Linked DNA regions of Mus musculus: region 1 is linked to region 2. The links are chromatin loops, found by intact Hi-C in ENCODE. Cell type or tissue: left cerebral cortex. All regions are shown on one strand.

Region 1 (4,000 bases), 55 kb before region 2:
GTTTTATGGAGCACTCAGAAATATTTGTGAACATTCATGAAAATGTACTATATATTACATATTTCTTTGCTGTGTGGTATTTATTGTTATAAATCAGCCACGACTATGCCATTTTTAAGTTTGAGCTGATTACAAAGAGTACTGCTTTGAATACATTCATGAGAGTGAGTGACTCTGTGTGTGTGTGTGTGTGTGTGTGTGTGTGTGTGTGTTCATTCTGGGGCATGTGCATTTGTAAAGGGTTCTGATGTGGAATTGGTAGGGATTTTAACTGCCTACCATGTTAACTTCCCACACTCTGTGACAGTAACGTCTTCTATCAGACTAGTGGAGGGACCCCTATGGTCAGCGGCTTCTGTTCTACAGCTTACAGGGCAGCGGGTCTTCACTGTGCATTTGCCTCCCGTGTTCTCGATGGGCTTAGAAGCAGAACAGTTCCAATGTCCATTGAGAAGTTCTTTCCCATCCTACTGAGCGGCTTGTTCTCTTGCTGACTTTGCCCAGGTTCTAATCCTCTCGTTGGTTTGTAGGCACTCATCGTCCTGGTTCTTCGTCTGGTCCTGTCACGGTTCTGGGTCCCACCCTCTTCTGTACCTTGTCCTCTCACCCTGCTCATGGTGGTCTGTGATAGAGATGTGTCCTCATTTTTAATGCAGCCGTGTTTTCTTTCTCTTATAGCTACTGGTTTTTGTGTCCTAATTAAGGAGCTTTCCTTTCAAGGTGACAAATGCTGCCCTCCTTTTTTGTCACTCTCTTCAACACACTTTGAGGCTTTTCCCCTTCCTATGGAGCTGTTTGATTTGCCTGTGTGCGCTCTATGATAGGGTCCAGTTTTGTTCCTCCCTAAATGGATGCTCACTTACTCCAGCATCAGTCATGGAGAAGGCCATTCTTCATGTCCCTGTTTTGTGAGATTGATTCTCTGTGCTGTGAACCATGTGTTTATACATAGCGGGGCAGTGGTCTTGACTGATTTTATTCTTAATCCATCACCATAAAGTGTCTTATATTTGATTTAGCAAATGTTCCTCTTTTGTGTTCACAGGCTATTGGCCCTCTGAGTACAAATGCTAGAATTTTTATATACAATGTGTACATGTGCATGCGCATGCACACGCACACACACACAACTTTCTTGTGACTTTGATTCTTTGAATTCTCTAATCTGTTAGATTAGAACTGATGTCTTGAAATGTCTAGAGTCTTTCTAATCCATGAGCATGTTCTCACTTGGAGTTACAGTTCACCTGCAGGTTTGCACTTGGTGTGCATCCTTGTGTAGACAAATGTGTAATGGCATGTATGTCTCATTATAATAGCATACCTGGAATTTTCACTGTCCTAAATCTCCCTGTGCTCCCTCTATTCTAATCCCTCTCTCTCTCTAAGCCCTGAAGACCACTGGCCTTGTCACTGTGCTCATCGCTTGCTCTCCTGAAAGTCATAGAGTTGTAGGCACATGGGAATTGTGGCCTTTGCAGACTGACTTCATTCAGGTTTCCTTCATCTCCTCTCAGGCTTTGGAAGTCCGCTTACTGTTAGTGCTGAACAAGATTCCGTTATCTGAATTACCATAGATTTCTGCTTTTTCTTCTTTTATATACATGGTTGGAAGTCTTCATTGCTTCCAAATTTTGGATTATTTTAATAGAGCAGTTATTAGCTGCTGTATATTTCTAAGTGCAGGTTTTATGGGAGACATGTTGTAAGCTTTTTTTTTTTTCCTTTGTAAATACCAAAGAACACAATTGCTTGGATCGAGTTTTAAAAAGACAAAAACAACAACAACAAATAACAGTTAACCACTAAATTATTCCAGAGTGAGTTTACCTGCCATGTCCCCACCAATAATGCATGGGAGTTCCTGTTGCTCTGTGACCTTCCCAGCATTTGGTGTTGTCAGTGTTGTAGATTTTCAGATCTGTGTGTAGTGGTTCCTCAGTAATGTTAATTCCCGAATGACGTGATATTGGGCACCTTTCTATTGACTCATTTGCCATCTCTTTGTCTCCTCTAGCAAGATGTCTTTTGCTCATTTTAAAAGCAAGTTGTTACTGTTCATATTGTTGAGTCTTCAGGATTAATATAGTTTGGAGCCAGAAAGATGGCTTGGCAGTTAAGAGTACTCAGAAAAGAGCAAAACTTAGTTGCCAGCACTGCTTGTAGGTAACTCCAGCTTCAGGAGTTCTGATGCCCTCTTCTGGCCTGGATGTGCACCTGCAACTCACATACACACACATACACACACACATACACACACACACACACACACACACACACACACACACTTTCATCTAATTTAAAAATAAAATAATTAGTATAGTTTGATGAACAGTATTTGTCAGCTATGGTCTTTGTAAGTATTCCCTCTTAGCCTGTGCCTTGTCTTCATTCTTTTGACTTTGTGTATTGATTTTTGTATTCATCAACTTTAAATTTTGTATAAACTCTAATAGTTAACTCCTATGACTGAAAGCAAAACAAAAACAAATCTGATCTTATTTCTCCTGATTTCCTAAGAAATAACTTTAAGGAGGAACTGGAGGAAGCCAGCTGTGGGAAAGAAAAATAACACGTTTTGGACACCTGTGGTTTGAGATGCTAAATAGAGATGGCCAGTCTGACTCTCACTAGAGAAAGGTCTTGATATTCAGAGAAATTATTCAGACCTTACTCAGGGTCATGCCTTGGCTGGTGATTGGAGAACTAGGGCTCCAGGAGACCTGTATGCCCTGCCGTGTGTGCCCTGGCATGTGTGCCCCACATGTGTGTGTGGCACAGGACTACATATAATCCATCTTGGAGTTCAGATACTCAGTAAAACCCCTCTCTCTGCCTCCTATCTTCTCCTTCTGTCTCACGAGGCCTTCCTTGGCTACTGACAGGGCTTCTGCTGCCTCTTAAAAAGCTGTGTCTACAGATCCAGGTTCCGGCAGCCTGGTTACTGTCAGCTCTTGGTTGAATTCCTGCCCTGAGTTTCTGCCCTCTCCACAATATTCCCTCCCCACGGAGGAAGTCAGTTACCAACTTGTGGGATTCTAAGAACCAAATTAGGAGTTACCTCGGGTATGCTATTCAAGTCTTGATTCCAGAACAGTGGTTGGGAGTTCACCACCTTGCTTCGTTATACAGTGGATTACAGAGACTTTATTTATGCATCATTCTCAGCTCCTCCCTACCAACTGGTGGATGTTGGAGCTGCTTACAAACAGGGGCAGGGGTTGCTGAGGGATCCTGGGGTTCTCTGAACACAGTCCAGGGGTGCTTGATTCAGTGTTACAGTGTCCTACTCTGCAACACATGGCCCTTCCCAGGGTGACAATAAATTACACAACTGCAGAATTAAACAATGAAGGAAAGGAAGGGACAGCTGGATCTTAGCCTGGCTCTGAAATGTGAGCATGCAGACCTCAGCTACTTGGCAGAGGAAGGTCTCTAACAACGGAGAACCTCCAGCCGGAAGTCCCGCACAGCACTGCTTGGGAGAGTAGGCCTGGCTGTTTAAAGAAGGCAAATGTTCTTTTCACTGTTTATCAATTCCAGGAGAGTTTTAGAAACTAGGAGGGACATTTACAAAAGAAATTAGTCCTGCGGTGTCTGGAAAATAACTTGAATGCTGAATATGGTAGCAGTATTTAACCTTTGCCCCAATGGCCTTAAGTCGTCATTTTTTATTATTGTCTTGTGCAAAAAACCAGTGTCCCTGAGGACAGCTGATATGCAACTATTTGTCCTTCCCCACCTCTAAATGGTCCCAAGTGCAGTTAACTCCTCTTTGATAGGCATTGTGTAATTTCCCTGTCTCTTCACTTGCTGACATCTGTCATACCTGGCTGCTTCCAGCGTTCCTCCACATCCACCATTTTCCCTCTTCTCTGTACTACTCTGAATCTATAATGGCCCAGGAAACTAAATGACCAGGCTTGTCACAGTAGTGCGTAGGACAAGAAAAAATAGCGTAGGCCCGTGGACACGGTAAAAAAAAAAAAGATGGGTGCTT
Region 2 (4,000 bases):
GTGGGAAGCAAAGAATCCTACTTAGGGATAGGCAGTGAAAACAAAGAGTGAGTAAGCCTCATTCACAGGCTCGCTCTGTCTTTAAGACGGTCCTGTCTTTGTATGAAACATTCATTTCAAAGGGCTCAGAGTCCATAAAGCTCTTGGTCATCTCCTACAGAATGAGTAATTTCACAGTGGAGTTTCTGGGTATTCCTAGAAGTAACACTGTCTGTCTGTCCTGACTCTGAGATATCCTGCAAGGACCAGGTATCAGAATCTGGGAGCAGAGTCAGGTTAGGTCACAGCAGCAAGAAGAGGGCAACAGGGGTTGGGTCTTGATGAGATAGACTGACAAGCAGGGATACACAGTGGAAGGTGACCATCTTAGGTCCTCATCCATCCTGGCTCCAATAAAAGGACTGCCTTCAGGAAGGACTCAGGTGTAAGCGGGATTACCACCTTAGAACATGAAGACTGATGTCCATGCCTGTTAAACTCATTATTCCACCAGCAACTGTGGTGAGTGAGCAAGACTGAGGGTGTCTCCCCCCTCGTGGAACACATAGTGGCATATCAGGCAACAGATAGTGTTACCATAATTTGTATACAGATGAGGACATGGTTATGGAGGAAAATAAAGAAGGGGAGAGATGGGGGAAATAGCGGGATCTGAGGAAGTGACCTTTGAGCAGAGCCATATAAGCACATCTCTGTTGCAGAGAGATTCTTTGGTCCACATGAATCCCCTGTGAGATTTGCCAGCATGCACCTCCACATTTCCAGAGCTGTCGCATCCTCAAATGCCGCTCATGGCAAAAACACAGACACAGGCATGACATAGAGTTGGACCAGTCTGAGAAACAAGGAAAACTCAGAAAGTTGTCACAACCAGATTTCAAACCAGCACCGGGCCTGAGAGACCAGTAGTACACAGAGGAAATGAGTCCGGAGCCCCCATGAATTGGCCAAGTTTATGTCAGCTGGTCCATGTCAGAGCCAGGGCTAAACCTTAGGTCTCCAGGGTCAGGCTATGAGCTACTGCTGACAATGGAATGTATGATGCCAGTGACTGGAAGTGGAGGATTGTGAGGAGGCCAGAGGTGTCCTGACTGGAGGCAGAGAAGAGGTTCAGAAAGCTTTGATTTAACACAAGCCAGAGTTCAGGCTCTGGCTAGAGACGCCAGCCTTTGAAGAGTTCTGTCTATTTCACATGGGGTTGTTGCAGTCTGTGACCATTCTTTAGAACCCCAGTGTCTTCTGCCTTCAGGTCCAAGATCTGAGCTCTCTACCACAAGACCAAGACCCCAGGTGCAGACCAGCAGCTCCAGTGGGAGGATGACAGGGACTGCCCCTCACCCACATCCCTATGCCACCTAGAGCATGGGGGAAGGGCAGATCTATGCTGGTTCCCAATGATGGCAGCAGAGGCTCTGCCCTGGAGTCACAACAAGTCCCAGGCTTGTCCCTGGCTCTGTCTGGTGACAACTGGCAGCTGACATCTTAGCTTCTGGCTAGAGTTGCATCTTATTAAAAATGCCATCTTTATAATAGATTTCTGCAAGTCACTGTCAGCAGGACATGTCCCTTGTTTGTGCCAGTCACTCCCCTAGGGGACTGATTTGCCTATTGCTATTATTTTAGAACTCCATTCTATAATATTCTAAAATTAGCATGTCAAGCTCTCTAGATAACATTAATTACTAAAGGACCTTTTAATTTTTTAAAATAGTTTTTCTCATCCCATACAGATTTACCATTTAGCCAGGAAGTTTTTAAATGGATCTTTCACCTCCTAAACTTGCCAAGGGTCCCACTTGTACTCAGACATCATACAATCCAGCCTGGGGGCGGGGGGACAGGGTCAACCAGGGTCATCCAATGCCACACAAGCTCTGTTGCTTTTGCTTCCCTGGGAGAAGCATGGCAGTCAGCTGCCCCTGATCTGAAAGTGGCAAGGGGTCACATCCCAAAACAAGCTGCAGTGGGGACGGATGGAGTTGGATGATAATTCATGGTTCATTCAGATGATGGACCCCGTACAGCCAGTGAAGACTCCAGGGTGACACAAGGCACGTGAGGAAACCTGGACAGGATGGGCTGAGTTGCCCATGCTGTGTTGAGTTGCCCATGCTGTGTACCCCCACACATACACACACCTCAGTATTCAGCAGACCCTAAAGTCTGTACCTAGCATCTGGCCATGTAAGAAACACTTGTCAGCCAAGCATGGCAGCATCTACCTGATATGTCAGCACTCCAGAAGCTAGGGCACAATTGCAAAGTTGAGGTCAGCCCAGGCTACACAGCAAGACCCTGTTTCAAAGGAAAGAGGATTTTTTGAAGTGAACATGGCATTCATCGTGAAATGAAGCCACCATAGGATGCCATTTTGGGGGCGGCTATGCTTGTGGACGTGTGCCAGACTGTGGCGTGGCTCCTCCCTGTGGCAGGATGGTTGGAGGCAGCTATCTTCCTTCTCTTTTGCTCAGCTGTGTGGGTTGGAATCCATAAGTGTTCCAAGAACAGGCCTTCAGTCAGAGCCGTGGAAGTCAGAGAAAGAGGAGGAGAGCTACCGTTTAAAAGTGCCCTGCTATTGGAGCAGTGCCTTGGTGGGAGTCTAGATGGTTTGGGAGGTGCGCAGATGAACATTTATTTTAGTAGATGAGCATGTTTTACATGTAGTTAAAAGGCAATGTATACCTAGCATGTTAGCCATCGGTGATTGGGCCCCACTGCTATCAGTGGCCTGTCCCTCCACTCTGTCATTCATCCATCGCCCCAGCACACAGGGTACCCACTGGATGTTGTCTGCATTATCTGTTCTTTGCCTGACACTTTTGCTTATACATTGTCCCTCCCTGTTCATTCAAGCTTTACCTTCGCACATAACGTCCTGGCTCCTAATTCTCCCTGCCCAATGCTGATCACCTGTTTTGTGCCTATTACACCACAATGCTTGCTTGTGTGCTTCCTTCTTTTGTCTGCCAGGTTCATGATTGCCTCCTGGATGCTGTCTGAACTTGAGCTAGCACACTCAGACTGAGTGAGAAGGGAAGACTCTCCCCATGGAGAAGTGAAGAAGACAGTGATCTTGGGGTGTCCCTGGTTCTGCCAGTTGAGAACTAGCTCTTGTGCCTGGAGAAGAATGAAGTTCTGACTTCCATCGGGGTCTCCAGGCTCTATTTTTCTGGGTGCTGAGAGTCAGAAATTAAGGCTGTGGCATAATTGCTTTGCAAAACACAGGCATCTGCCCAGTCATTGTTCTTCAAGCCTACCACTGTAGACAAGGGTTATCCTCTAGTTCCCAGAACACTGTTCAGCTGAGGCCAGGATCTACAGCACTGCATGGGAAGGGTCTCATGGCTGCTGAGACAAGACTAGAGGTCTAGCCTTGTTTTGGTACCTGTTTGTCTGCAGCGTTTAGCTAATTAGCTGCTCTTTGCTATGCCAGCTCCTCCCCACAAATTATTTAATATTGCTATCATCCGTTACAGACAGAGTCCTTGTCCCCATTTTATAGAAGGGGGACCTGGGCCCAAGAAAGTTGGTAACTTGCCTGTACCCACATGGCTGGTGAATAGTACAGTCAGGACCTCTTCACATCTTATCAGGGCCAGTATTTGTTTGTAGAATGAATGAGTGCTGTAGTCTAGAGGAGTTGAAATTCTGTGGGCTCCCAGAAGCCGTTAGTGCTCACCCTTCTCCTTCGCCTGCCCATACATTGTACCCTGGGGTCTGATTGGCTTCTCTCATTAATCCTTACTCTCAGTGGTCCCTGAAGCTACATCCACCCCCACTGTCCTTGAGGGAAAGCAGATACAATGACACTGTCTTATGAAGCCTGCAAAATGGTTCATTCAGTAAAGTGCTTGCCGCACAAGCATGAGGATTGGAGTTCAAATCCCAGCTACCCACATACAGTGGCACATGCTTTTAATCCCAGTGCCTAGGTGATGGAACAGACAGATCCTTAACTAGCCAGCTAGTTTACTTGCTTGGTAAGCTCCAGGTTCTGTAA

Evidence for each region. Peaks named below come from ENCODE experiments on the same cell type or tissue, not always from the same donor. Only the 100,000 strongest peaks of a DNase experiment are listed, where the experiment ranks them.
Region 1: it touches region 2 in a loop (2.1-fold over the local background); 2 of 42 quality-filtered maps call a loop at or near these places.

Annotation. Positions count from the first base shown.
Region 1 is chr8:93,827,469-93,831,468 of GRCm38, forward strand. The region is part of intron 2 of Gnao1 (guanine nucleotide binding protein, alpha O); the gene reads left to right. Among named protein-coding and RNA genes, the nearest start is that of 4930488L21Rik, 16 kb to the left of the region's middle. In left cerebral cortex, a CTCF peak has its summit at 2,162 (motif pointing left); DNase peaks (open chromatin) are centred at 3,271 and 4,000; H3K27ac peaks cover 927 bases.
Region 2 is chr8:93,882,058-93,886,057 of GRCm38, forward strand. All of the region lies in intron 2 of Gnao1 (guanine nucleotide binding protein, alpha O), which reads left to right. Among named protein-coding and RNA genes, the nearest start is that of 4930488L21Rik, 71 kb to the left of the region's middle. In left cerebral cortex, CTCF peaks have their summits at 1,565 and 2,433; DNase peaks (open chromatin) are centred at 1,328 and 2,490; H3K27ac peaks cover 3,937 bases.